Linked DNA regions of Mus musculus: regions 2, 3, 4, 5, 6 and 7 are each linked to region 1. Evidence: chromatin loops called from intact Hi-C (ENCODE). Cell type or tissue: left cerebral cortex. All regions are shown on one strand. Region 1 holds the start of Ptprf (protein tyrosine phosphatase, receptor type, F). Region 2 has its middle 5.5 kb from the start of Slc6a9. Region 3 holds the start of Ipo13 (importin 13). Region 4 overlaps St3gal3 (ST3 beta-galactoside alpha-2,3-sialyltransferase 3). Region 5 holds the start of Artn (artemin). Region 6 overlaps Ptprf (protein tyrosine phosphatase, receptor type, F). Region 7 overlaps St3gal3 (ST3 beta-galactoside alpha-2,3-sialyltransferase 3).

Evidence for each region. Peaks named below come from ENCODE experiments on the same cell type or tissue, not always from the same donor. Only the 100,000 strongest peaks of a DNase experiment are listed, where the experiment ranks them.
Region 2: it touches region 1 in a loop (2.9-fold over the local background); 5 of 42 quality-filtered maps call a loop at or near these places.
Region 3: a loop joins it to region 1, with 2.5 times the contacts of the local background. A loop is called at or near these places in 6 of 42 quality-filtered maps.
Region 4: a loop joins it to region 1, with 2.7 times the contacts of the local background. A loop is called at or near these places in 5 of 42 quality-filtered maps.
Region 5: it touches region 1 in a loop (2.6-fold over the local background); 10 of 42 quality-filtered maps call a loop at or near these places.
Region 6: a loop joins it to region 1, with 8 times the contacts of the local background. A loop is called at or near these places in 26 of 42 quality-filtered maps.
Region 7: a loop joins it to region 1, with 3.0 times the contacts of the local background. A loop is called at or near these places in 27 of 42 quality-filtered maps.

Annotation. Positions count from the first base shown.
Region 1 is chr4:118,290,731-118,294,730 of GRCm38, reverse strand. Ptprf (protein tyrosine phosphatase, receptor type, F) reads left to right here and starts at 3,334. Exons shown (of 33, transcript NM_011213.2): 1 at 3,334-3,551. In left cerebral cortex, CTCF peaks have their summits at 536 (motif pointing right) and 1,610 (motif pointing right); DNase peaks (open chromatin) are centred at 1,617 and 3,292; H3K4me3 peaks cover 1,043 bases; H3K27ac peaks cover 258 bases.
Region 2 is chr4:117,827,793-117,831,792 of GRCm38, reverse strand. No RefSeq gene overlaps it. Among named protein-coding and RNA genes, the nearest start is that of Slc6a9, 5.5 kb to the left of the region's middle. In left cerebral cortex, a CTCF peak has its summit at 2,104 (motif pointing left); DNase peaks (open chromatin) are centred at 1,727, 2,093, 2,937 and 3,112.
Region 3 is chr4:117,913,549-117,917,548 of GRCm38, reverse strand. Ipo13 (importin 13) reads left to right here and starts at 2,550. Exons shown (of 20, transcript NM_146152.3): 1 at 2,550-3,261. The coding sequence starts at 3,178. In left cerebral cortex, a CTCF peak has its summit at 2,324; DNase peaks (open chromatin) are centred at 2,317, 2,478, 3,438, 3,919 and 1 more place; H3K4me3 peaks cover 2,711 bases; H3K27ac peaks cover 2,116 bases.
Region 4 is chr4:117,946,173-117,950,172 of GRCm38, reverse strand. The region is part of intron 9 of St3gal3 (ST3 beta-galactoside alpha-2,3-sialyltransferase 3); the gene reads left to right. Among named protein-coding and RNA genes, the nearest start is that of Artn, 18 kb to the right of the region's middle. In left cerebral cortex, a CTCF peak has its summit at 2,467; DNase peaks (open chromatin) are centred at 2,436 and 2,959.
Region 5 is chr4:117,926,324-117,930,323 of GRCm38, reverse strand. It overlaps Artn (artemin), which reads left to right and starts at 561. Exons shown (of 5, transcript NM_009711.4): 1 at 561-938; 2 at 1,072-1,305; 3 at 2,182-2,700; 4 at 3,025-3,163; 5 at 3,256-4,000. The coding sequence starts at 2,641. The coding sequence ends at 3,731. In left cerebral cortex, CTCF peaks have their summits at 1,426 and 1,984 (motif pointing left); DNase peaks (open chromatin) are centred at 1,422, 1,982, 2,884, 3,469 and 1 more place; H3K4me3 peaks cover 1,174 bases; H3K27ac peaks cover 932 bases.
Region 6 is chr4:118,214,626-118,218,625 of GRCm38, reverse strand. Ptprf (protein tyrosine phosphatase, receptor type, F) reads left to right here. Exons shown (of 33, transcript NM_011213.2): 22 at 1,437-1,534. Among named protein-coding and RNA genes, the nearest start is that of Mir7226, 6.1 kb to the right of the region's middle. In left cerebral cortex, a CTCF peak has its summit at 1,719 (motif pointing left); a DNase peak (open chromatin) is centred at 1,723.
Region 7 is chr4:118,087,913-118,091,912 of GRCm38, reverse strand. All of the region lies in intron 2 of St3gal3 (ST3 beta-galactoside alpha-2,3-sialyltransferase 3), which reads left to right. Among named protein-coding and RNA genes, the nearest start is that of St3gal3, 45 kb to the left of the region's middle. In left cerebral cortex, a CTCF peak has its summit at 1,804 (motif pointing left); a DNase peak (open chromatin) is centred at 1,790.

The DNA of each region.
Region 1 (4,000 bases):
ACATTCTGAAATTAGACCATAGGGGTCCCAGTGTTCTTCTGCCCAGCCTTCATATGTACTATACCAAATAGGGGCCAAAAAGTAGGTGAGAGATGGGACAGAGACCAATAGTTTGAGAGCCTGAGATGGCTGTGGTGGCCCCAGAATGTAGGTCTGAGTGACCCAAAGCAGAAGCCTAGCTAGTTTAGCAGTGAGTGGGTCTGCCGCCTTCAGCCAGGGGGCGGGGGTGGGGCGGGGCTTCAGCCCTCCTACCTGTGAGTATCACAGCCACTAAACTGGGCAGAGGTACAGGACCACCAAATAAACCTCACATTACTGACATTCAGGGTGGTGAGCAGAAAAGACAGGTGGGCTTCTCTATTCATAAATGCCAAGACCACCGAAGATTGCAGGGTGACTGCCTAAGCCCTGGTGAGGGAAACTTTCTTGACCTGGTCATTCACATCTGGTGGCTCCTTGTGAACAGAAGGGAAAAATATCTTCACTGTTTTTTTAAATTAATTAATTAAATGTATATGAGTACCTTGTAGCTATCTTCAGACACACCAGAAGAGGGCATCGGATTCCATTATAGTTGGTTGTGAGCCACCATGTGGTTGCTGGGAATTGAACTCAGGACCCCTGAAAGAGCAGTCAGTGCTCTTAACCGCTGAGCCCTCTCTCCAGCCCTTCACTGTTTTAATAAATACATTCCAGTCACCTGCTGAGTGTTGGCGCCCTTGTTGGCCACTGGAACAAGGCAGTGGATGAAGCAGACACATCCCTCCTGTCCTTAGAGTCTTAGATGAGGGAAACACAAAGATGTAGATGTGGTGACAACTCAAGGGGACGTAACTCACGAACCCAGCCCAAGTGTGGCTTTCTGGAAGAAGCCAATGTCCCTCAGCAAGTATGAACTCTCTCCAGGTTCAGTAAGTTGAAGGGTGAGTTATCATATAACTATGTACAAGAACATTTAAAAATTGAGTTTGGCTTTGGTTGGGCTAATGTGGAGGTCAGAATTAACCAGTCTCTCCTCATCCCATCTGTGTCTCTGTCTCCTTCACGAAGTTTGCAGGACTGACGACCAATTGGGCAGGAGATCTATATTTCTGGTCCAGTGACTGAGTTTCTTGCCTGAGATGAATGGGGATAGACCTGAGACAGGAATTCTATTTATCTGAGGGACAGCTGAGACATAGCATAGAGAAGGGGCTTAGTCCAAGGAGCTGGAGCTCACACGGGGGCCAAGGGGTGGAAAGAGGCAGGAGAAGGAAAGACCTAGTATTGAGCCGTGGAAATGAAGAGACGACGCGGCCAAGTAATTGGAGAACCCGTGGTCATGGAGGGCAGGCTAGGCCGGTAAAGCCAGGGGAAAGAGCTGTTTCCAGAAGTCAGCGAAAAGGAGGTCGAAAATTATATGTTTTTAAACTGGGGAACTAAACAGTCAGAGTTCTGAAAAACAGACAAAATATATTTAAAGATGGATAAAAAAAAATTGCAGCAGCTCTCCCACAGCACAACAAAATTACCCGTGGGTGAAAAACCACTGCCTTAGGAGTATTCATTTTGATCTATTTGTCATCTGGGCCGAAGTGCCCAGATTCTCGGAAGCCAGGCCTATTGCCTTATCGTACACCAGGGGGCGCACGCGTACTGCTTGTGAATGCAGCTCCAAGACAAAAGCTGCCCTGTGATTTAGGTGTTCCCCTGAACTTGATCCTCAACCCAGATCCCTAAACCTAGCAGGTAACCATTGAGAACCCAGGAGCCTCAATAGTCCCCAGATCTTGTTTTTATTTCTCATCTGATTTTAAATTCTCAGAAAAATCGGAGAGATGCTATGCAGAGACCAGAGCCTTCACAAAGGATCTCACCTGATCCAGGCTGTAGAGGCCAGAAGGGTCTCACCTCTTGTCTTAATGGTGAAGCCTCGTGGTGTGGGATTGGGAACAGAAAATGGCTGGCGTGACCTTGATGACTTTCTAAGTGATAGTTTCACGTGAGGAGCCTGAAGGCTTTGATGCCAAGGCTGGCTCTTGTTTGGAGATCACCAAGTCCCTATAATCACAGCTTGGAATATAAATCTTCAAGCAGGTTATTGGTTTAGTCCCTAGCACTGCACACACTGGACACGGTGGCACGTGCATTTGAATTTGACATGAGGTCAGTGAAGTTCAAATGCAAGTGGATGGTTTCAGGGTGGTGTGGCTGTGGACAAGGAGTCTGGAATTCAATGCTAAGGCGTATACTGAACAGATCTTGAGACCGGGGATCATTCATATCTGCTAGAATTAGTGTAGATGTTGGGATATTGGTTAGCCTCTGGGTGGGGTTGACCTCAGATCAGAGCACAGGGGAAGAGCGGTGTAGAGATAAAGGTCCGTGTGGAGTTTCTGTAAAGCCAGTCCCATCTCAGGTTGCACAATTATTAGAGTTGGATCAGATTATTATACTAAAAGATCACCAAGATGGGAGAGGTATTGAGATCAGTGTCTGTATTAGGGTGTGTTCCCCAACTCCTCTGGTGACCCAGTTCCAATTTTTCTATTGGAATTGAGAGTTTCAGCGTTGGAGTGTTCAGCAATCAAGAGCAGAGGACTTGGGTCTGGTTCCCGGCACCCACACTGGGTTCCTCACACCCTCCTGTAACACCACACGGTGAATATGCATATACAAGCACACACACACACTGGCGTACACACACAAATACATATATAAATAAAAATCTTCTTTAAAAATCAAGAATCCCAGCAGGGAAATGTTCTTGTCTGGGATAGAAATAAAGCAGAGACTAGAACACATGAAAGCACTGGGCTCCGGTGTGAGGCAGCTGCCTTAGCATAGTATTTTCTTCTGTATAAGGGTCTCAATATCTATACCGGACTCCATTCAGACCAAGGGTTGGGGCTGCTATCAATATCAAACTTAGGCCAGGTAGAAGAAATGAAGCCATTTAGTGTTCGAATCTGTAATTGGAGTCCATACACTATAGGCGTTCAGTTAAAAAAAAAATTACTACTTTTTCTGATTGCTAGGCAAATTTTAGGGTCTGGACTCAACATTAGGTTTAAAGGTGGTTCTGGGTTGGATTGGCGGCAGGGGACCCTAGAGAAGTATTACGTACATGTGAGGATTTGGGAGGGTCTGGACTTTTGTGTCTAAGTTTGGTTCTATCCACGCTCGTTCCTGAGGTTTAAGCTCAATTTTGATGTTCCAGGCGGTTTAGACTTGGGGTTGGTCTGCAGCCTCGTTGGGCCTACAGCTCCACTCCTCTACAAGCGAGAGTGCACGAGGGGAGGGGCGGCGCCGGGGACGCGCACGGCAGGGGCAGGGACGCGGGCGCGGGCGGGCGGGCGCGCGCGGCTGGAGCTGGCGCGGGAGCGGTGGCGGCGGCGGCGGCAGAGGCGGCGGCTCCGGCTCCAGCTCCGGCTCCGGCTCCGGCTCCTGCTCGGGCGGCGGTGGAGGTGGCGGTGGCGGGAGCGGGCGACGGCGGCGGCAGCGGCGGACTGAGAACGGCGGCCTCAGCGGCTCGAGGGGGGACATGCAGACCGACGGCCCCCGGAGAGGCGGTGAGTGACCCCCCGAGCCCCCTTCGGGCCCCTCGATGCGCGGCCCTTCCGCGCCATCCCCACCCTGCCCCCGCGTCCGTGGAGCTGAGCCGGGGGCGGGCCCGGGGGCGCCCGGAGGCCGGGCCGCGCCCCCACCTGCCGCGCCCGCGATCTCGTCCGAGCCCCCGCCGCACCTGAGCCGCAGCCCGCACCCCCCGTGCAAAGTTTCCCCGCGCCGGTGGGCGCCCGGTTCCCCATCCGCCGCGGTCGCGCTCCGGGGGCGGCCTTCAGCCTCCCCCGCCGGCCCCGGGCGGGTCCAGGCCGCCTCCCCCGTCCCACGGCGCCCCCTCCCCGCCGGCGGAAGAGCCGCAGCCGACGCCGGGTCTCGCGGGCAACCGGGCGCACGTGCGGCCCCGGGACGAGCGGGGCGTGAGTTGCGAGCCCCCCTTCCCTGGTCTCCGTACGGAGCG
Region 2 (4,000 bases), 460 kb after region 1:
TGTCTTGGCTTTGCTCTCAGAATCATCCTCTCTTGAACTTGAAACCATCATTACACAACTCCTTCCCTGCCCTGACCCAGTGTGGAACAGCTGTTTAAATCCATGAGTTCCACTGGGGCTCCACGTGTCTCTTGGGTCATCTTATGTCACCCTCGCTCATGACAGCTTAAGTCAATCCAGGCAGGACCTCAGTGGCCACAAATGACATCAGGCAAACAGGAAGCATCAACCTTGGCCCTGTCCAGGTAGCCTTCCAAGTCTCCAGAGCAGTCAATGCCTAGATTCTTAAATGCCTTTAACAGAGCCTTACAATGCCAAGGAAGCCAGCATTCCCAGCACTGTGGAGGACTCAAAAGTCTGTACTCATGATGCTGAACAAGTATACGATGTCTAAACATTCTTGGCATCCAACTTGCAGAACACCATTGGCATAGGTCACCAGAGAAGAGGAGAGGTGGCTCTCTGTGACTGGTATAAGCCGAGGAGTAGCCATGATTGAAGTGAGCTGGAGGTAGCAGTGACAAAAGTGGAGATGTCCCCCACCCAACCCTCCATGCTCCCACCTAGGCCTGGAGAGGGGCCGCAGTTAGAATGGCTTTTCCTCAGGACCTGTAAAATTTAGCGAGCACTTAACCAAATATTTCTGAGTGTCCACCGTGTGCTGAGAATTATGTCACTCTCTGAGAACGTGGCTCCGAGAAAGAGGGGTCTCCCCCGTCCACACATGGGGTTCTCGATGTGTATCCTTGTTGGAGTGTTGGTGTATAGTCCAATACAAGGCCGTCTGGGGTCCATGTGTAGCCAAGAACATGGCAGTGATACTGAGCTCATGGGCATGCCATAGATACCGTGCTGTTATGTCACCAGGAGCGGTATCCACAAGTCAATGTGTGTCACCAGCAGGCTATGCTAAGGTGCTATGTTCATCAGACTGGCCATTCCAATGATCCTTCCCTCCACAGTGCTGTTCCAAGGAATGGGATGGAAGGTCCCTGGGATTCCCAAATATCGAGTCTCCCTGAGGAGGGCAGGGCTGGCTCCAGACCTGAGGCTGGTTACCCAGTGCTTCCCTATGGTGGGATAAATTCTTCCCACTGTTGCTGTTCCCAATGAACCCAGAGCCTCTATGGATGGGGAGGACAGGAAGAGGAATGGTTATGTGTGAAGCAGCCAACACCAAAATAGCTCTACCCTGGGGGAGGATCCTGTGACACCGCCCCCTGCTCCCAATCCAGCTGCTGACCTGGTGCCTGGGGAGCACTTCTTTCTGATCCCACTTTCCCAGCTTCTCTTGGACATGAATGATGGACCAAGCTTCCCCCCAAGTGATGACATCACAGGGAATGAGGTTGCTGGGAAGAGAGCCCTCGAGGGAGGGCTGGGGACAGGGTGGCCTGTTGCCTAGGTGGGTGGGGTTCCTTCTGCTGGCAAGCCTTTCTACAAGGCCAAGCAGCTGAGAAGGCAGGGCTGGATAAGGCATGTGGGGTACAGGGGGTGTGTGCCTTATCTGTCCCAGACACATGTCTGATAAGCCTCTTACCAGGGCCTGGCCCCGGGGAGCAGGTGTGGAGCCGGCTGGAAGAGGGGAAAGGCCAGCTGGGGCTGGCTCCGTACCAGGAAAGACAGCAGGGTCAGGAAGTTCTGGCGCAACCCAGGAAAGGGAAGGAAGGCTGTCTCTGTGAGCCGTGTGGATTGGTGCTCAGAGTCCTGCTTCCCAGCGTTGGCCTCCCCAGGTCCTCAACTACTGAGACTTGGAACCCATGTCTCTGGGATTCCTCTGTGCCAGGAGCAATGGCGGAAGCCCGACATTGTGTGGGATTAAAGGATTTGCCCAGTGGGGGAGTGGGAGAAGGGAGCCTCGTGTGTGGGAACTGTGCATGCTCCCTCCCAGTCAGGGTCTTCTCCTGGAGTACGCCCTGCATGCCCAGAATCACACAGGGGCCCTAGCTGGGTTTCCCAGACCCTTCCCAGCCTCGATACACCTGTACACCTCCCTAGTCTGCACATATCCCCACACGCCAGGAATCCCAGCCTTCCTGGGACATTTACTTCCAACAAATTCCACAGACACCTTGGAGCCCTGGTGCCCTCTGGCGACAAGAGCCACACATGGCAGTTACCGTGACTCCTCAGGTCACCCTGGGTCAGACAGTATTACCATACTATCATTTGCCTGGTTGTTTTGTTATCTTCACATCAAATTTGTAAAGTAAAAGTAATCTCCATTTTCTAGCGCTAAGGACATACAGGTTAAATAACTATACAAGTAATCAGTGGTAAAGATTGAACTTGAGCCCGGGCTGGCATGTGTCCAAAGTCTATGCTATCAGAGTATGTACAGACTGCTTAGAGTGTGTGTGAACATGGGCACCTGAGGCAGACCATGTTTAACATAGGGGCCATGCTGGTCTCTGAGGGTCATGAGTGAAGTTGAGGCTGTCTGTCTGTGACTATGAATCAGTAAGAATTGGTTTGGACACATTGAGGTTGGCTGTTGGCTGTTGGGACTTTTCTATGGCTTTTATGTGACTGTGTAGCTGTAACATACACATGGTTCAGCTTGTGACTTATGATGTGTGAGAGTAGCTACAGCAGTGAGTGTGTGAGAGAGGCAGACAGACAAAGGTAGAGACACAGACAGACAGACAGAGAACTATACAGAGTTATACAGAGCAACCCTGTCTCAAAACAAAACAAAACAAAACGAACAAACCAAAAACCAAAAGAGAACATTACTGTGTGACTGTATTATGGACATTCTGCAGCTAGTGGAGTTGTGGGAAGAGAGAAGGGCGGAGGGCCCTGCGTTCCCAGCACCACTAGGCTTTGAGTCCCAGGACTGTGTCACTCACCATGACATACATGATGGATGGCGCTTCACATGCCTGATACAGTCCCTGGGGGCCGAATTCTCCTCCTCTCCTCCCCCGACTTTTATTTTTTGAGGAAGTAAAGCAAATAGTACCACAGATGGAGTTGGTCTTCATTTTTTTCCATGAGATATTTATGAAAGCATTTTACATGCCTTGGAGTGATAGCTTTTTTTTTTTTTTTTTTTTTTTTTGAGTCCTTTAAAAAGAAAATGGGCCAGAGAACCAGCTGGGCAGGTGAAAGTGCTTGGTGCTTGCAGCACTAGCCTGACGAGGTGAATTCCGAACCTCTGTGGATGCCCAAAGCAGTAAATGAAGGTCTGTAATACCAGCATGCTTATGGGAGGCAGAGACAGGAGAATGAATCCACAGAAGCAGGCCAGCTACCCTGGAGCATGAAGTGCAATGATAAAAAGGAGATCCTGCCTGGAGCAAGGTGAAGGGGAGGACCAGTATCTAAGCTTATCCTCTCACCTGAGCATGCATGCGCGCGCGTGCACACACACACACACACACACACACACACACATTAAAGTAAATATGGAGCCAGGTGGTGGTGGTGCACTCCTTTAGCCCCAGCACTTGGGAGGCAGAGGCAGGCAGATTTCTGAGTTCGAGGCCAGCCTGATCTACAGAGTGATTTCCAGGACATCCAGGACTATACAGAGAAACCCTGTCTCAAAACAAAACAAAACAAAACAAAACGAACAAACCAAAAACCAAAACAAACAAAAAAGTAAATGTGGCTATTGTGTTCTTTTATTATCTAGGCTGAGGCTGCAGCTGACTATGTAAACCCAGGCTGGCCTCAAATTCACACTGCGCCTTCCTTCTCAGACTGGGATTGCAGTGCTGAGGTTGTCGTCTTATTGCAGGGGTCATAGGTATACACCGCCATGCCTGGGTTAGCTGTTGTCATTCTTTAACTTGAGCAATTCTGAGATGTTAACTGATCAAGTGCAAAGATCCTTTCAGGGCATCCACAGGCAAAAGCTATTTGCTAACAACAAATCATTAGCTGTCACTTTGACTTGCTGATATTTTCACTGAGGACACCAGAGTGACAATGAGTAGAAATCCTGGCATGTAAATAGGGGTCAAGGAACTTGGCAACTGACTAGGAACTATGC
Region 3 (4,000 bases), 380 kb after region 1:
GGGCAGTAGACTGTGAGGAAGCCTGATAAGGTTGAGCTGGGTTGGAAGCCCCAGGACCCAAAGGGGAGGTAAGAGCTTCGCCTGCTCTTGATGTCAGGTCCGTCATGGAGCCCCAGCCCCAGAGACCATGGGTCACATAGGGGCAGTGACTCCAAGCTCCTCCCCACGTGTAGATGAGGCATCCCAAATATCTCCAAAGAAGCCAATAGGAAGCACCTGCTGTCAGACCCCAACCCATCCCAAAACTGTATATAAGATCCTATCCAGAAGGAATCAAGGTGTGTGGCAATTACTCTGTCACCTGAGAGCATCTGTCACAAGAGCTGTAACAATTCCTGGGAAGAGAACGCTCTCCCAAGGCTTTCACCACTAGCAGCTTCGTCCCTGAACCTCTGCTTGCTAGCTGAGCCCTCTGCTGCTCTTCTCTGCGCACGACTTGGCTGGCCAAAGATCTCTGAGGATAGCATCTGGTATGCAGACTGGCTGGCCATGCTTGAGTTCCTGTCCTGGCTTCTCCAGAGATGGACTATAATATGGGATTGTAAGATGAATAAACCCTTTCCTGCCAAATTTGGTCATGGTGTTTTGTTACACCAATAGAAACCCTAAAACGGTTGTGAACCACCTTGTGAGTGCTGGGAATTGAACCCAGGTCTCTGGAAGAGCAGCTGGTGCTTTTTTTTTTTTTTTTTTTTTCCGAGACAGGGTTTCTCTGTGTAGCCCTGGCTGTCCTGGACTTCACTCTGTAGACCAGGCTGGCCTCAAACTCACAGGGATCCAATTGGCTTCTTTAAAACGCTTAAAACATTTTCTTTTTTTCCTTTTGGACAACGATTTGCTGACTCATTGTGATGGATGGACTTCCTCTAGCAGCCAAGTGAGTCCTTCTCCTTCCCAGGCTTTGAGGATTCGTCAAGATCTTGTCAAGTTTCTTCGACCTTCTCTGGCCTCAGCAGCTACTTCCAGAGCCAGCTTCCTCCCTTAGAGCACAAGTGTCACCTGGTGTGGTGGGACACATGTAAAGCCCTGTATAGTGACTCCAGCTCTTGTCTTAATCTGTTTCCTCCCCAGGTTTACAAAATTGCTGCTCCTCCTGACGGTATGCCAGCCCTTCTTATTCTTACCCAACTTTGCTACTGCTAGAAGGCTGTGTTGGGAAGAGTTTAGTCAATAAGGAGAGAGAAGCCATATAGTAAGCCCAAATTGAGCTTAATATAATTTATCTAAAAAAAAAAAGTTTTAGGCTGGGCATGGTGGTACATAACTTTAATTCTAGCACTTTGGAAGCAGACACAAGTGGGTTTCGGTGAGCTGGAAGCCAGCCTGGTCTACAGAGTTTCAAGATAGCCAGGGCCTCACAGAGAAACCCTGTCTTGGAAAAAAAGAAAAGAAAAGAAAAAGAAAGATCCTTCTGTTTGAAATCATTTCCTTTCCTGCTGACAGGAGTCAAGGAAAGAAAAAGTTGAGCATGGAGAGGAAGTGCCTGCTGGGAGCAGGGCTTGCCTTCCTCCAACCTCAATTTCCCCATTTTAGCTGAAGACAATGAATAAAAATACCCACTCAAGCCCGGGCTACATAGTGAGATCCCCGCTTGAAAACAAAGAAGGTGGAGGATGTGGTTCAGTTGACAGGGTGCGCGGGAGGCACAGCACTTCAGACACCCATCTTGGTGGCACACTCCTGTAATCCCGGGAGTGCTGGGATTAAAGAGGTACACTCCCCACCCCAAGGCAAGAGACTCCATCTCAAAACAAACCAACCCGCCACAGCAGAATAGAGAGAGAACAAAACCTAAGGTAAAGCCATGAGCTATTCTTACTTGAAACATAATGAAAACCTTAACGATTTCCCTTCTCCTCCTCGTTTCACACACACATACACGCGCGCGCGCAGAATAATATGATTTCCCGGTTGCTCCCGAGCAGATCCACAGTGCTTTTTTTTTTTTTTTTAATTGTGGGGCACCAAGTAACTCCTATCTTTCCTCTTCTTTAGCGGGTGCTGATGGTCACCAACACAACCAGTTCCCTGTGCCTGAGCGCCGACCAAACGTGACCCTCTCCCCTCCATTCTTGGCTTCCAACTCCACCCAAAGGCCCCATGAATCACGTCTTCGCAAGAGTTGCACTCCTAGGCAATGTGACTGAGCAAGATGGTCCTCTGCCCTAAGCCGAGAATAGGATAGGGTTCCATAGGACCCCCAACCCACGTGCTCCAAGCCTCCCTCCTCAGGAGCCACCTTCCGGTCCGACGAAAACTACATTTCCCAGGGTGCATAGAGGCGGGTCCTTGCTTCAGGCAGGGGCCCCTGGCGGTGTGCCGTTCCGTCGCCTGTTCGGGGGCGCGCGAGCTAGCACGAGGACAGGGCCAAAGACCCGGAATGAGTTTCCGCGTAGTTCCGCCGTGCCGTGTCTCGATGTGCTTGGCCGTGCCGGGCCAGGACAAGCGTGGGTGGGGGCCTAAGTTGGTGGTACTGGCGACAGGCGCTCGGGACAGCCCGAGTCTTGCTGAGGTCCCCGCCCCGTCCCGGCCGGGCCGGCCTGTCTGTCAGTCACTGGGGCGGAGGCAGCGACCGTAGCGGGGCCAACGCCGGGAGGCGAACAGATCGCGGGCCAGGCGAACGGAGGGGACCTATCTCAGTCCCCCAACTCTACCGACTCTGCCCCAGACTCACGAAACTGCAATCCCGTGCTTCCTTGGACGTCTCCGTATCTCGCGAAGGGCTCTCTCCCGGGTGATCTCCCAGCCCCCCTGACCTCATAGCATCTAGAAGCTCGTCCAGACTGGGGTGTTATGGGTACAGGCCGTTGATTCTGTGACCCCTCACGGGCCAGGGCCTCTGTTTCCCCTATAGGCCTCCCTCCCCTATGACTTTTGATTCAAGGGACAGAGCTGTGACCTCCCACTAGGACCCTTGTCTGGGAGTACCTCACGGACGCCTCCCTTCTGGGAGCCGCCTTAGCGGGTCCCTTTCCGAAGAGCACATCTTTTGACCTCTGCAACCCACTCCCCCTCCAAACGAGGTGGGCAGGCCTCGGCAGCCATGCCCGCCCTGGGCATCCCCTCATCCCACCACCTCCCGGGTACTCAAGCCGGGGTCTAGCAGGGGGCCGACAGCCAAAGGGCTGGGGCAAGAAAGAGATCAGGGTCCACCTCCCTGCCAGGCAGGGAGCAAAGATGGAGCGGCGGGAGGAGCAGCTGGGGGCTGCAGGGGCTGGAGCAGCACCAGCCTTGGACTTCACTGTGGAGAACGTGGAGAAGGTATGAGGGCCTTGGGGTGGGCACTCCAGTGACAGAGCAGAAGTTCTGGGGACTGACACTAATGCCAAAGCTCAGACGCGGGCTCAGTGCCCGCTGGGATGATGCCCCCAGAGCACCTGGTATTTACCATCTCTCTTGGGCAGCCGGCTTGGACAGCAGTGTTGCAGTGCCTAATGGGCTATTTTGGGCTTTCTGTAGACACAGGTCCCCTTTCGGATAGATACTCTAGGATCTTAGGTTGTTCCCTGTAGGGTGCTGAAGGGTTTAGACTTATAACCAAATCGGCTCCTGCCCAGATCCAGGAGAAAAGCAGGCGGAGTTCTGGAGGGAACCAGAAACTCACAAGACCTGCCACTCAGCCACCCCCACCCCCACGTTAGAAACCACACGGATGCTGAATGATCCTGGACCCGACTCACTTTTTTTCAGTCAAAGGCTCACAAAGATATCTGGAGCTAAACCCGTCTGAGTTATATGTTCATTTATCTTCAGAAAGGGTCTTTTCCTTATTGGATGGAAGTCAAACCGGTCCTGGACAGGCAGGAGTGTGCCTGGCTCTCTTGTTTTGTGCTGGGTCCAAGGGGCTTGGCTCTGCTGGCAACTTTACAGGGCCCTTCCTTCCTTACCTGCCCACATGGCTTTCTGCCATGGCCTCCTTCCAGACTTCTCCATTGCCCAGGCCATCTTTTTCTATTCTATTCTTCTCCCAGCAGCCTGGAATGCAGGAATGCACCCGCCC
Region 4 (4,000 bases), 340 kb after region 1:
TCTTTCTTGCTTCTCTCTTCATTTGTTTGTTTGTTTGTTTGTTTGTTTGTTTGTTTTGAGATTGAGTCAAATCCCCTAACTTGAGCTGTTAGGAGGCAGACAGTCTCCCTGTGCTTGGATTACAGGCGTGAGCCACCATGCTTGGCAGGAAGGGACAAACTTTTAAACCACAGAAGTGCTAGAAGAAACTTGGTAATAATATCCATTGAAATCAAACAAAAATATTATACCAAACATTTTGAAAGTATGTCTGGGAAATATAATAGACAAAGATTTATTATTTTGAGGGCTGTCAGGGAAGCCACCAGAGCACAGCAGCTAAGGGGACAGGGTACACAGGTCACAAAGGAAACTAAGACACATGTGGCCTGACTAGCAGTTGCAGACATGCATGTGCAGGTATCAGGGTGCCATTTGTCACCCATCACATTTTGAGAAATGTACATTGAAATTGTAACATAGTACACTGGCAAGAGTGGGAGACAGATGCTCTCAGGTAATGCCAGGGAGGGATGGGTTTGGGAAAGAAAGTGCTACCCAGTGCCAAGAGCTGTCCCCCAGAGGAAGGAAAAGCCTGCAGACAAGAGTTTTATCATGGTGGTATTTACAGTAGCCAAACCCAAATGTGACCCAAGGGATGCTATGCAAATTATGGCTGTCACTGCTGAATGGAGCACACAGCAGCAAACATAGCCAGCCTACAGTGGGTATGGACCTGTGGGCCCGCCATCACGGTCGCTCTCCTAGTCTTCACATGTGAGGAAGGCTGGTGGTCATAGAGCCGGATTCAGTGTCAGGTACTAAGACTGTTGTCTTAGGATTCTATTTCTGTGACGAGATGCTATACCACAGCAACTCTTGTACAAGAAAATATTTCATTGGGGCTGGCTTACAGGTTCAGAGGTTTAAGTCCGTTATCGTCATGGCGGGAAGGATGGCAGCAGGCAGGCAGACATGGCACTGGAGACGGAGCTGAGAGTTCTACATCTGGACCCACAGGCAGAAGGAAGAGACCGTGAGCCACTAGACCTGGCTTGAGTTTCTGAGACCTTAAAGCCCACCCTCTAGTGACACCCTTCCTCCAACAACAGTTCCGCTCCCTGTGAGTCCACCGGGCCATTTTCTTTCAGACCACCACAACTGTCCTCTTCCTCTGCCTCAGCCAGCTGTTACCCAGCCGCAGAGACTACCCAGGGCAGTGTGCATGCCAATCCTTGCTGTTCTGTACTCATCTGCAAGATCAATTGCCTTCTTAGAAGTGAGACTAAGCGCAGGACACATCTTCTGCCCACTGGGAGAATGCCCAGCCTCGGGGTCAAGAGTAGCTTGCATCAGGGCAAGCCACCTGGCCTGGCAAAGGGAACAGAGGGTGCCCTGGTCAGAAAGGTCCAACTGCCTCATCTCTCTGCCCCTGGGATGCTTAGTACAAGTTCCAGGTCCTAAAGGCTCTGCAGTCTCTAACCTCATACACGGGCTGGACAGATGAGCAAGGTCCGGCACAGAGAATGGCACTGGCAAGCTGTGAGTTATGTAATGAGTTAAAAACCATCCCATTCATCGTGGCAGTAGTGGCACACACCTTTAGTCCTAGCATTTGGGAGACAGAGACAGGCAAATCTCCGTGTTCAAGGCCAGCCCTATTTACAGAGTGAGCTCCTTCCAGGACAGCCAGGGCTACATAGAGGAACCGTATCTCAAAAAAACAAACAAATAGCAACAACAAAAACTACCTACCAACTGGTCTGACGTCAGAAGGGTGCTGCTCTTAGAGTGGGTAAAGAAGTGTATGTTCACCACACTCTGGCCACATCCAGTGAGATGCTATGAAGAAAAACATGGAAGACCAAGAGCAAAGTGCCCACCTCGGGCCTTGGCTAGCCCTTTTGAGTCCATCAGCATGTCCTGGAGGGTAGAATGTTGCTCGGACCCCACCCTCCAACCCCAGGAAGGCTGTTTGCAGGGGCTTTGAGCAGAGTTTGGATAAACAGAGTGAGGAGGCCACGAACAGGAGCAGGCCTTACCATCTGGAAAGGCTCTGGGTCGGAGGAGTGCTTTGGCCAACATTCCCTTCAGTGTCATGGTTGGTATAGGTCTCGGGGCCAGATTCTAAATTCCAAGTCTGCCCTCGGTGACATTTTTTAAAGGAAAGGTAGAATATTCTACTTAACAGCTTGATAGACTGATGTATAACTTCTAATGCTAGAACATGGGTTTCATTTTCTCATTCATTGTCGAGACGCTGGGGAACAAGCCCAGGGCCTTGGTCATCCTAGGCAGGTGCTTTACCACTGAGCTAGCCCCGTCTGGCACAGCAGAAAGTGTTCATAACCACTAGCCAGCTCTCTAGTCTCTCGACCGATTATTTTCAAGAATTACAATAGCAGAAGCTAACAGGAGCTGACTTTGAGCCAAACATTTTATATGCATGGCTTCTAGCTGTCATAACAAGAAACCGCCGTAAGGCTGGAACTGGTATTCTTATCCTGTAGTTGAAGATAATGAGACTTAGAAAGGGAAGTGAACTGCCTCAGGGCATAGGGTGAGCATCTGGGAGTCTGGGTTGAATCTTAGACCCACACTCTTAGCCGTTAGCACCAGCTGTCCCGGAGGGCAGTGGGAGACACTGAAGATTTTAAACCTGAGGTGAAGACCAGACCTACACAGGGAAGCACAGTGGAAGACAAGATGGCAGCTGGTGCCAAGACCCCAGGAGAGCCGGGGACTTATCCTGAGACAATAGCAGTGGGCAGCATGAGGAGTGACCACATCCGCTGTACCTGAGGCTGCAGAAAGCCAGGCCAGCACAGACTCCTCCAGAGAAGTCCTCCGCAGGGACCAAGGAATATCATGGTAGCAGGACCCTGGTGGGGAGACACTTCCTTGTTTTCTTCCCAGTTCTTTTCCCACTTGGTTCTGGCTATTCTGAGAAGAGTAGAACGGGTTGCATCAGCAGGAGCCTGGCAGCTCCACACACAGGAGCCAGCCCAGACTTGACTGGGGCAGGGACATTCCTGGAGGAGGGAGTGACAGGGAATGCAGCCCACAGCTGTCCTCTCCAGGAGAGGTGCGGTGGCACTGGCTGGCCCCTGCATTGTGTCCCGTGGGTGGGAGAAATGGTTTGTAAGCAGCCTTCATGCCAGCGTCGGCCTTGACAGTGCAGCCAGCAGCAGGCAGGCCTCCAGCACCCACTGCCTGCCTGCGGGAGTCAGCGAGCAAAGCTGGCTCCCGATCCCGTGTCTGAATGGGTGCAGGTGTGGACCTGTGCAGGTGTGCTGGCCTTTCTGTGGTGGCTGACACCTCCAGCCACACCCTGTTTCAGTCTCTTGGCTTCTACAACACTTGGTCATAATAGGAAAGATTTATTGAGTTTTCACTGTATACCAGACACTGCCAAATGCTATCAAGCACAGCATCGCCTTTAATCCCTTCAGCTTTCTGGGAAGTTGGTCTTGTCATCCCTGTTTTATGCAAGAGGAACCTGAGGCTTAAGCAGATGACGTGATGTGCCCCAGGTCACAGAGATGTGGAGTTGGGGTGTGAGCCTCAGTGTTCCACACTGCAGAGCCTGTCCCATGTGGACCTCTGAGAAGGGAGCCGTGGGGTACTTGCTTGATGTTAGGACAGGCTGAGATTTGGTTGGTACCTGACAGTTTTGTTTATTTCTTTATTTAGGTTTATGGGTATGGGTGTTTTGCCTGAATGTACACGTGTACACTCCATGTATGCCCGGGGTCAGAAGAAGCCTTCTGATCCCTGAAACTAGAGTTATAGGCAGTTGTGAACTACCGTATGAGTGCTGGGAACCGAACGTGGGTCCTCTGGAAAAGCAGCCAGTGTCCTTAGCCACTAGGCCATCTCTTCAGCCCCGGTACCTGATACGTTTACAACTAGGGAGACAAAGGCTCACATTGCACCTTGTTCTTACTGTTCTGCATCTCCCTGAATTCCCAAGGGAGCCTTATATCAGGACAGTGACCAATGAAAAGAAACAGAAGAAACT
Region 5 (4,000 bases), 360 kb after region 1:
CTGCATCCCTCTTCTGTCTTGCTTGTCTCAAAACCACACTCTCTCCAGTGCAGGCATTCAACGAAAATGACCACACTCAGACTAGGTCAGTAGTTTCCAGCATCTTCGTGATGAACTCCAGACTAGTTGGTAGAACAATTCTGATCATGGCCATCAACCAACCTCCAGACACCTGCCAAATTGCCTCATCGCATCTCAGACTCCAGTTCAATACTCTGAGGTCCTCTGATTCTTCATCCCTGGTCGCACCCACCCCCCACCCCCAACACACACACAATCATTCACTGCCTTCACTGGATGTGCGCGAGTCCCTCTGAGGCCCCGACCCTAAAACTGAGCAAACAGGGTATCCTTGGACCGTGGGAGCCCAACGCAGAGCCCTGTCGCTCCGAGGCAGCTGAACCTTCTGAGGGTCCCGGAGTCACCACTTGAGGATACAGAGTAGCTAGCCAGAACCCCCATGTCTGCGCAGCCCAAGTTGGAACTCTCCTTCAGGCTGCCCCTCCTTCGCCGCCCTCCCTCGCGCTCTCCCGCCCTCGGCCAGGCCTCCCAGTTCCCTACTTTGCTTGACTACCAACTTCGAATTCCCAGTTTCAGCGTCTCGCTGCAGCCCGCGATCTCTACTCTGCCTCCTGGGGTCTTCTCCAAATGTCTAGCCCCCACCTAGAGGGACCTAGCCTAGCCAGCGGGGACCGGATCCGGAGGGTGGAGCGGCCAGGTGAGCCCTGAAAGGTGGGGCGGGGCGGGGGCGCTCTGGGCCCCACCCCGGGATCTGGTGACGCCGGGGCTGGAATTTGACACCGGACGGCGGCGGGCAGGAGGCTGCTGAGGGATGGAGTTGGGCTCGGCCCCCAGATGCGGCCCGCGGGCTCTGCCAGCAACAAGTCCCTCGGGCCCCAGCCCTCGCTGCGACTGGGGCTTGGAGCCCTGCACCCAAGGTAAGCCAGCCTTCTTGCCCATCCCCTTGATGGACGCTCAAAGGGCAGGAGAAAGGGCAGAAAGGTCTTCCTCCCCACTTTTCTCTCAGCCTCTCTCTTCTGGGCCCTCAGCGCAGCTCTTTGCCCCTCCCAGCCCCTCCAGTTCTTGTCGCTAGCTTCTTGGACTGTGTTAACCCTCCTGGCTGGCTGTAATGTGAGGCTCCCGCTGCCGCCACAGGGCACAGACCGGCTGCCAAGGCCCCACTTTTAACTAAAAGAGGCGCTGCCAGGTGCACAACTCTGGGCATGATCCACTTGAGCTTCGGGGGAAAGCCCAGCACTGGTCCCAGGAGAGGCGCCTAGAAGGACACGGACCAGGACCCCTTTGGTGAGTATAGGGCTGGTGGATAGGGGTGGCAAGGGCTGGAGGACCAAATATCCCAAATGGTAAGAAAGGAGAAATTGGTCAGAGCTGTCCTCGAGGGACTTGCTCCTAGGCTCCCCCTAGCGCAGATATCCCAGGGCTGCCTTGTCTGACTTTCCCTCCATCTGAGAGAATAGTAGCCAGTCTGGTCTCTAGGGATTTTAATCTAGTTAGCCAACGGGCACACGCCTAGCTCTGGAGGAACTAGATAAAGGCCTGGGAGGTGTGTGTCTTATCCTGGAGTCATCATATGTCGCTCCCCCTCTCCATGTATTCTGTGTGCCAGCAAAAGGATGGAGGGTTACATCTGGGACCCAAGAAGAGACTAACTAATGAGAATTCTTAAAAGTTCTAGGGGTCCAAGAGCAGTGGTTCACAAAGACTGGAGGTGCGGGCTGGGGTCAGGAAGGATGGTTTATGGGGGAAACTCCTAGGAGCAAGGCTAGGGGGCCAGATCCACAGGAGGCAGATGGTCCAGGCTTGGGCCGGATCTCGGAGTGGTTCAGCCCTCTGAGACCAGGTTGGTGTGAAGGACTAGCTGGTCCTTCTGGCAATGGCTCAGACCTAAATGTGCAGAGCGTGTGCAAAAGCCCCCTCCCCTTAAATCCGCAGGCTTGACAAGCTCTGCCCCCTGGTGGCCACAGGAAGCCATGGTCCAGGCCCTGTGTTTTCAGAAGGACCATCGCTTCCCCAGATAATAGGCAAGCTCTTGGGAGACATCTGTGGGCATAAGAGAGAATTCAGGTGACACTGGGTCCAGAAAGAAGATTGCAAGTCATCAGATAATCCAAGTGACCAACTGACACTCAAATTCTTCAGGGCTCTGCTTCCTCCCCCAAGGTATGGAGTGAACGCTGAGCATGGAGTGGAAGGAACTCAAGTTACTACTTTCTCCAACCACCCTGGTACCTTCAGCCCTGAAGTACAGAGCAGAAGGGTCTTAGAAGACAGGACCACAGCTGTGTGAGTCTCCCCCCTGAGGCCTTAGACGATCTCTGAGCTCAGCTGAGCTTTGTTTGCCCATCTGGAGAAGTGAGCCATTGATTGACCTTGTGGCATCGCGAAGGAACAGGTCCTGCCAAGCACCTAACACAGAGAGCAAGGTTCTCCATCGCAGCTACCGCTGCTGAGTTGACTCTAGCTACTCCAACCTCCTGGGTCGCTTCGAGAGACTGGAGTGGAAGGAGGAATACCCCAAAGGATAACTAACTCATCTTTCAGTTTGCAAGCTGCCGCAGGAAGAGGGTGGGGAAACGGGTCCACGAAGGCTTCTGATGGGAGCTTCTGGAGCCGAAAGCTATGGAACTGGGACTTGCAGAGCCTACTGCATTGTCCCACTGCCTCCGGCCTAGGTGGCAGGTGAGTCGCTGGCTTTCCTTGGAAAAAAAGAGAGTAGGACATAGCTTAGGGCCGCAGGGATCAGATATGAAAGGGGAAATGCCAAGAGGGAGGGGCCGTAATTGGAGGAAAGGAACGGGATTTCTCCTGATGGTCCGTGCCCTCAGGTAATTCCTCCCCTGGGCTCCTGGGAGCAGCAAATGCCTATTAAATCTAAGCCCTTCCTTACACTCTGCCACCCAGCTAGGAGCCCGACTAGACTGGTCTCTGATCTGGGCAAGACAAGACCCCCTCCCGACCCCCAAAGTGTCCTGTTCCTCCCTAAGTCTCCTTTTCTCTGTGCAGTCAGCCTGGTGGCCAACCCTAGCTGTTCTAGCCCTGCTGAGCTGCGTCACAGAAGCTTCCCTGGACCCAATGTCCCGCAGCCCCGCCGCTCGCGACGGTCCCTCACCGGTCTTGGCGCCCCCCACGGACCACCTGCCTGGTAGGTGAGAGCGCGACAGGGCGGGGCAAGGGCGAGGCTAGCTCTAGACACCCCCCACCCACACCTCCGAAAGTGACTAAGCCTCATTCCAGGGGGACACACTGCGCATTTGTGCAGCGAAAGAACCCTGCGACCCCCGCCTCAGTCTCCTCAGCCCGCACCCCCGCCGCCTGGTCCCGCGCTCCAGTCTCCTCCCGCTGCGCTCCGCGGGGCACGCGCGGCGCGTGCAGGAACCCGGAGCAGCCGCGCACGGACCACAGATGCGCGCGGCTGCCGCCTGCGCTCGCAGCTGGTGCCGGTGAGTGCGCTCGGCCTAGGCCACAGCTCCGACGAGCTGATACGTTTCCGCTTCTGCAGCGGCTCGTGCCGCCGAGCACGCTCCCAGCACGATCTCAGTCTGGCCAGCCTACTGGGCGCTGGGGCCCTACGGTCGCCTCCCGGGTCCCGGCCGATCAGCCAGCCCTGCTGCCGGCCCACTCGCTATGAGGCCGTCTCCTTCATGGACGTGAACAGCACCTGGAGGACCGTGGACCACCTCTCCGCCACTGCCTGCGGCTGTCTGGGCTGAGGATGATCTATCTCCAAGCCTTTGCACACTAGACCCATGTGTTGCCCTACCTGGAACAGCTCCACCGGGCCTCACTAACCAGGAGCCTCAACTCAGCAGGATATGGAGGCTGCAGAGCTCAGGCCCCAGGCCGGTGAGTGACAGACGTCGTCGGCATGACAGACAGAGTGAAAGATGTCGGAACCACTGACCAACAGTCCCAAGTTGTTCATGGATCACAGCTCTACAGACAGGAGAAACCTCAGCTAAAGAGAACTCCTCTGGGAGAA
Region 6 (4,000 bases), 76 kb after region 1:
TGGTGGTGTTATAGGGGAGCATGCAGGCAGAGGTGTGGGCAGAAAGGTTCCCTGTCTCAGGTGCTGGCGTAGTGTGGCACTGAGAGGGTAGGGCCCATAGCTGTGTTGAGGTATAGGACCCAAGCCTTCAGGCAGAAGTATTTCCATGGGTTGAAAAGCAGCAAAAGGGAATGCAGAACGCTTTTCCATATCAGTGTGTGAAGGATGTCATGGGCACATGACATCCCTGAGAAGGGAGGAACTTGAGATTTTAAAAGATTTTTCATTTCCGGTATGGAGACCATCTGAAAATGGCCAAGGTCAGATTTTGAGGGGGTGAGGGCTGGGCTGGAGTGACTTTATTATAGGGTCTCAAGAGGCCACTCAGACCTATGTTGCTTGGAAGCTCTCTCTTTGGGGGAGGGGGACTGTCTGTTACTGGAAGGCACGTGAGCTGACCCACTCTTTCTGTCTGTGCCCCTTCCTCTTGCCCTTCACCTACAGTCCCTTCAGTGTCGAACCGCAGAACCAGGTGACCAGAAAGAGGGTTCCTGAGCTCTGCTCCTGTCCCATTGTTTTCTTTTGGTTTGTTTTCTCTGCAGGTTCCAGTGCCCCCAGTTGCCCGAATATCTCAAGTTAGTTTTCAAAGTTCCCACATTGGTTTGGGGACACTTTGGCTTCAGTGTGTCTCCACTCTTCTACTTCCTCACGTCTCCCCACTTTCTCCTTGCCCTTTTCCCCTTGCCTTTATCCCTTCCCTCCCCTTCCGGCGTCTCCCTTCTCTCTGTCCCCTCCTGTGCTCACTGGCTTCCTCCTGTATCTGCTCTCCCACCCTCTCTCCTTGTCCCTGCCTCCTCTGGTCTCCATCCAACCCCTCTGTGTGCCTCCGTCCTGATCCCTTGCCTGTCTTTGTATCTTCCTCCCCATCTCTGCTTCTCTCTCTCCCTACTTCTATGCCACTCTGCCATTGTCTTTGCGCTCCATGACCATTCCACCCACACACTTGGTGCCCGGGGTGACAGGGTCACCAAATCTCTGAGGTGACTGGCGTCAATGAGGGGTCGGGGTAAGGGGGTGTCTGTCTCAGACAGGTGTGGTAAGAGCCCAGCTTCCACCCTGTTCCTGAGCTCGAAGCCCCGTCTTAGTGGGAAGAAGCCCCTTGCTCCTCTTAGGCAGGCCTGGCAGGCAGAGAGCCCTGTTGTCCCGTGCAGCACCAGGTCATCTGGACATGCTTCTGTGTGCTCACAGTACACACACCTCCATCTCTGGCCTCCCCTGATGCCCAGCCACTGTGTGTTCTCCATTCCTGTTGCCGCCGCCGCATGTGCTGTTGTTTCCATGCCACCAGTGCTGAGTACTTCATGATCACACATGTTCACACATGCCTTGGGCTGTCTCTACCACCCTGACCAGAACTCACACTAATGCCACCCATGTGTCTGCCCCACCTCCCCCAGGTATGCGAGACCACCCGCCCATCCCCATCACTGACCTGGCAGACAATATTGAGCGCCTCAAAGCCAACGATGGGCTCAAGTTCTCCCAGGAGTATGAGGTGAGACACCCACCACTCCCACCGTGTGTCCTCAGTCTCTCCAAGTCTGGTTTTGTTTTGTCCTGGGTCCCACCTGAGGTCGAGGATATTGGGATGTAGGCCAGGGAGATCAATAGCAAAGTTCAGTTGGGGAACTGGCCGTCATAGGTGTTGGGCTCAGCCCACAGGCTCACCATAGCCCTCTGGTGGTCACCCTAGGACATGCTTCAGAAGGCTCTGCTAGGTGATGCCTGCAGAAGCAGACACTGATTTAGTAGCAATGGCTATAATATCTAATCTCCAACAAGAACAGGCCTGCACTTACCAGGTACGGGACAGCATCCTCTTACTCGGTCCCCCGTGGAGTGGTACTGTCACAGTCTTGTCTTACATACCAGAAACCAGACTCAAACAGAGGTGTGAGTTACCTAGAGTCAAACAGCTGAGGAGTCGTGGAGCCACCCAGACCTTGCCTGTGCTGGTTTCATGACCATCCGCACTTCAGTCTTGCATAACAATGTTACTGAGTCTCCACATGGTAACCATTGTCCGAGAAGGGTGGGAGGGTCTGTTCTCAGCCCGGCTTCCATTCCCGCTCCCACATGTGATCACACATGCATGCCGAAACACATAGCTCATAGATGGGGAGTCAGGAAGCCCTCCAAGTGTTCGCCTCACTCTGGCCTTCACCTCTGTTTGCTAGCTCAGACTTCAGGGTCAGTGACCACCTGGTTCACCCACAGCTCTTTGTCAGGGACGTTTGGGTGTTCCCAGGCCATACAGTCAGGGGAGCCTTGTTAGAAAGGAAGTGCTAAGGAGACCCCCTTTCTTTGTCTCCCTGCTGTACTGGCCGCTCTTTTGTCAGCACTTGGCATACACCTCAGAGGATGACTGATGGACAGATGATGGATAGATCTGTTCAGCTGGACCCAGGGGGTTGCTCTCTTTTAGTCAGGTGTCCACTCTTGAGTTATGTTTGGGGGATATATCCCTGGGTACCGGATTTGCCCTTCCGAGGGCACTGGGCCAGGTAGATCCTAAAGGCGACAGGCCAGGCTTCCAAAGAAGAAAACTGAGCTTGGCAGGTAGACAGATGAGCATGCCTCTGCACAGCAACAGTGTCACCTCTGCTGTGGAGGCAGAGCCTGTCAGCCGGGTGGCCTGGATTTAGCTTAACTTCTGGACAAGGAGGCCTTCCTTGTTTTTTACCAGTATTCGCCCTTGTCCTGCCCCACGCCTTGGCATCCTTCCTATAAGCCCCTGCTCACGGCCGTCACCTTACCACCTCCCCTCCATCCCTCCCATCTGAGCGTTCTTTAAAGGCCCTTCTTTGTCCTAGAAGCCACCAGATCTATTGTGGGCTTTCCCGAAACTTTCTCTTCATGGTCTGTAGGTCATTTGTCAGACTGTTGTTAGCACTTAACTGTATTCCAGTCCCTATGCTGACATGTAGAAGCAGATGGCCTTGGGACGCAGTCACTGAGAAACACAGACAGAGCAGTAATCGTTGCTGTGAGTGTGTGGTTCTGACAGCATGCACTAAAATCATATATAGCAAACACAATGGTGGGTGTGTCTGGTGGGTGGGGCCTCACAGAAGTGATGAGACAGCCTCCTTAGAGAATAAGGTGGCTGGGACCAAAACGGAGGAGACTGTGATACAGGCATCGATTCTTTCCATCCTCAAAGGAAGGACAATAACTCAAACCTCTCTTGAGTAAAAAGATGGAGAAATGCACGCAGTGGCTTAGGACCGTGCTGGGCACACCGTGAGCTCACACAGAAATGTAGCTGTTAGCATTTTTGTGTCCTGAGCCAGTCAAGAGCATGGGAGGCCTCTGAGCAGGAATTTGATACTCAGATCTGCATTTTTTTTTTTTTGAAAGACTGTTCTTGCTGAAGGACAGAGAGGGTTGGAGCAGGGCAAGAGAAGAGGCCTGGAGGTACCAAGCAGAGCTAGCTGCTGGCAGCAGCAGCAGGTTGAGAAAGGCAGAGGAAAGGAGTGTAGGGGGGTGTGGTAAGCAATGGGAGGGACCTTGGGGAGGTCCCAAGATGGACTTTAAACCTGGCTGGGCTTCCTGGGTCAGTGATTTGTGCTATCCACTGAGGGGTGGGGGGGTCACATCAGAACCTGCTTTGACAGGAAACAGATGAGCTGGCCTTTAAAGGGACTGGGGTGGAAAGAGCTGTGAAGCTTGCACATGGAGATGTCTAGGGGGCCGCAGGATAGTAGGGGCAGCTCTGAGATGTAAGCAGGAGAGTCCTGTGAATGGGGTGGCGGTGGCTAATGGGAGTGGTTCAGTCAGTGAAGATTGACTTACAAAAGGTGAAGATTGCAGCTATAGCTGTGTAAAATGGCCACTTGTAATCCAGAGTGGGGAGACAGAGACAGAAGCCACCATGGTACTACTGGCTAGCCAGCCTGGCTTACTTGGTGAACCGGGGGCCACTGAGAAGTCCTGGCTCAAAGGCAGAGGGTGTTGCTAG
Region 7 (4,000 bases), 200 kb after region 1:
ATTTGTATGTATATGCATATGCATCACATTCATACCATGCCTGTGGAGGCCAGAAGGTGTTGGATTTTCTGACACTTGTGAGCCATCTGGGTGATGGAAATTGAACCTGGGTCCTCAGAAAGAACAGCCAGTGCTCTTAACCACTCCCCAGCCCCATTTCTCTGTTTTTACACACACATGCACAAACACACACACACACACACACACACACACACACACACACACACACGCACAGGTACGCCCGCACACAATGAGATTTGGTCACCTCCCCCATTACTCTCTCCCTTATTTCTCTTTGTCCATAATCTTCTTTCTACTTTCATGTCATGTATTTTGAACACTTAAGAAGTCTTACGACCCAGGACAGGAAGACAAAGGTTCAATTAAAACTGGGCAGTGGTACAAATAGGTGCCTCACTAAAGCAAGCCTACAGATGGCAGGTAATCATTTGAAAAGCTGCTCACCATATTAGTAATTAGGAGAAATGCAAATTAAAGCTGTGGTAATAGACTGCTCTAATAAACCTTTAGAACAGCAAAAATTAAAAGACTCTATCAGGTTAGCAACACGCCAGCAACCGCAGCAGCGATTACACTGTCGGTGGGAATGTAAAATGGTACGGCCATTTTGAAAACCAATCTGGCAATATTTTGAAAATTAACATTCACCCAGCATCCCTCCAGTCATACCACACCAAGAGAAATGAAGGTGTATATCCATGACTAAACTCATACCGAATCGTCTTAGCAACTTTTATTGTAACACCCCAAACTGGAAACAACCTGAACAATAAATTGTGGCTGGGGTACGCAGTGGGATGCGGCTCAGTATTCAAATGAACAAAGAATTGGTTCCTGTAATAGCTTACACGAATCTCAAACGATTATTCAGAGTGAAGGAATCCAGATAGAAAGAAAATACTTTGTAATTATATTTATACAGAATTCTCTAAAGTACAAGCTCGTTTTTGTGACAAAAAGCAAATCAGGAACCTCATGAACGAGCGGGGTCTAAGGAGAGCATGCTCGGTGGCTTAGTTGCGATGTTCCAGTGTCCCAGATGACGACGGTCAAAGTACACCGGCTTGTACACCTTCTAGAGGGGCCGTTTACTGTATGTGAAATGTAATTTGGTGTGGGACTGTCTGAAGAACATCCAGAGAGTCAAAAACATTGCCCGTGAAAGAATGCTGCTTGGACACAGTGGGCTTCTAAAGACAGCCCGTGAGAGCCCCCCCCGGGGGGTGTGGCCCGCGCATGCGCACTGGGTGGGCAGGGAACCCCGTCTTCTAGGAATGAGAGACATGCTGAAGAAAACTCACCACCAATAAAGGGCTGATGAAGTTTAAACTCCAGGGAGGGATTATGGGAGGAAAGGGCAAACACCATGGTGTAAATTTAGGTAAGCACTAAATTTACCACCCACAAGGCAGTGTTGTCCAATTAGCATTGGCATCATCCCAAGCAATGATATTATATATTATGTTGCCAGTTAGTGATAGAATCTAGACAGGAAGAGTGTCAGGAGCCATTATTGTACTTTTCCTGTGTTATTTGGTAGTAGTACAGATCCGCTGATGCCCATGTGAAGTTAAATGGGCAGGGGAAATTTCTAGGTTAATTATTCCAAGAAAAGAAAGTGCATGTAAAGGACATAACTTAAAGACTCTCAGAAGAGTCTAGACGGATGGTTCAGTGGTTAGGAGCGCCTGGTGCTCCCGCGGAGAACCCAAGTTCAATGTCCAGAACTCAAGCCGTTCAGAACTGCCTGTACACCTCCAGGGGGCTCTTCTGCCCTCTTGTGGACTTCCTGTGTTCCTGCACTTGCATGCGCACATAGATGCCCCTACGTTTATACAAACGATTTAAATCTTAAACAAAACAAAACCCAAAACACTGAACAGAAGCAAAAATGCAATGAGAGGTGGAGGAGCAGAAAAATACATGCAGGCAAAAATAACGTTGAAGGAAGGCCCACAGTATCTGGACCAAACAGTGGCATGTAGTGACACTGAAGGCAGGGAGCCATTCCTCATAGAAACAGTGCGTGGTGCTCCCTCCAAGTGCTCTCATATTACAAAGAGACTTCCTGCCAGTTGCCCTGTGTCATCTGCACTGATGTCACAAAGGAAGAAGCTCACTCCACAGCACAGATCACAGCAGGAGCACCAAACAGTGTGAGCTGCTCAGGACTTGTATTTATTTATCTTTGGTTTTTCAAGATGAGGTTTCTCTATGTTACCCTGGCTGTCCTGGAACTCACTGTGTAGACCAGGCTGGCGTCCAACTCATGAGATCCACCTGCCTCTGCTTCCTGAGTGCTGGGATCAAAGGTGTGCGCCACCACCATGGCCCTGACACTCAGCCTTTTTAAAAGCCAGTTTTACTTAATTGTAGCAGGAACAGGGCCGCCTCTGTGTAAACGCTGGGTGCGTGCAGCTGCAAAAGCATCTCCTGCAGGAGGACCTAATTGAGGACTGCCTGAGAGAACAGGGATTGCTGGTGCAAACAGTGCCAGCCAATCAGGAGCTGCTGTTTAGAATAGGTGCTTTCTTGGGACCACTGGGGATGAGGGGACCAGTGGGGATGGAGGGTGCTAAAGGAGCTTGCAGCAGTGCTCAGATGAGCTTGCTGCAGCGTTTCTCAGGGAGTCTGTGTCGTTGACTCTGCGCCAACTCACCCCCAACCCCTAAGGGCAGGTAGGGTCAGGCAGAGAACTGTCCAGGGCACAGGCAACACTTAATGCTATTGGTGAAACTGTCTTAAGTTTATTAGGTGTTGGCCTTGGATATGGTCATTTTCCCCAAGTGTGGTGTGGTAAAACATGGAACCTACCTGTCTCGAGGCTGTGTGCTCTTGTTGGCCTGTAAGATGAGCAAGCTGCTGTTTGGACATACTCTTCTGGTGAAGAATGATTCATAGGCAAACGATGACTCTGCATTATCTAGGGTTGGGCATGGATGGCCTTTTCTCAGAAATGAAAGAGGTGAGCCTGCTGTCCCAAAGGAAGCCACCAACTGTGTGTAGCAATGACAAACCTCAGCTTTCAAGTGATCAGAGTCATGGAGAACTTGTATATGCTGCTGTTGTGTGACTTTTTCCAGGGAGACCTGAAGACATGAATTTACCCAAGATGGGTCACCTCTGTATCTAGCATCCCACCCCTCCCTCAGGACCACGTGCAGCTGGGAAAGGAGGATGAAGATGGTGAACAGAATGCCAGGGAGAGAGTTTAGGGACCCTTTGTTACACTACCATAGGCCTTGCTGCCACTGAATTTTGCTTGTTCTGTTCCCTCCTTTGTGGGGCCAAGGTATTGTATAGGTCAGGCCATCTGTTCTGTGATGGACTGTCATGTTATGCCCAGAGGGGATGACTGTATCACAGCAGCTGCCACAAGCTCCGTTGTTTAAGTCCCTTTCTGTTATGATGGGTAGTGATACTAACACGTGTGGCTGTGTGGTGTGATCACTGCGAGACCTGGGAAGACAGCCATAACCTGGAGGAGCAGTGATGCCCACCCTCCACCTTTAGGAATCTACAGACCCGTGCAGTTAAGCGAGCATCATAGATTTTAATTATATGGATCCTGGGAGTGCTCTGATACCTACTGGTCCAAAGTTGCATTGTTAAATTAGATTTTAGTTTTAGTTTGGGTTAGCATCCAAGACCATCCGTGGCCCTGTGGAGAAGTTAATTGTAGAACTCTGTAAGAGGTCGATTGCATCTGCCTGTTCAAAATAGTGATTTGTAACGCCGAGTGAATGCAGAAACCCATTAGAACCAGGTGCCTTTTATCAACTTTCTTGACTTTGGGGCACAGCACCTGACGGAACCGTCCCTAGGGAGGAAGTAGTTATTCAGCTCATGGTTTAAGGGATACTGCTGTTGGTGGGGAAGCTATGGCGGATGAGGTGGACTGGTCTGGAGCCGATGCTGGAGCTGGTGACATGGCTTCCTCACCTCTTCCCTGCTCCGGAAGCAGAGCAGGTTTGAAACA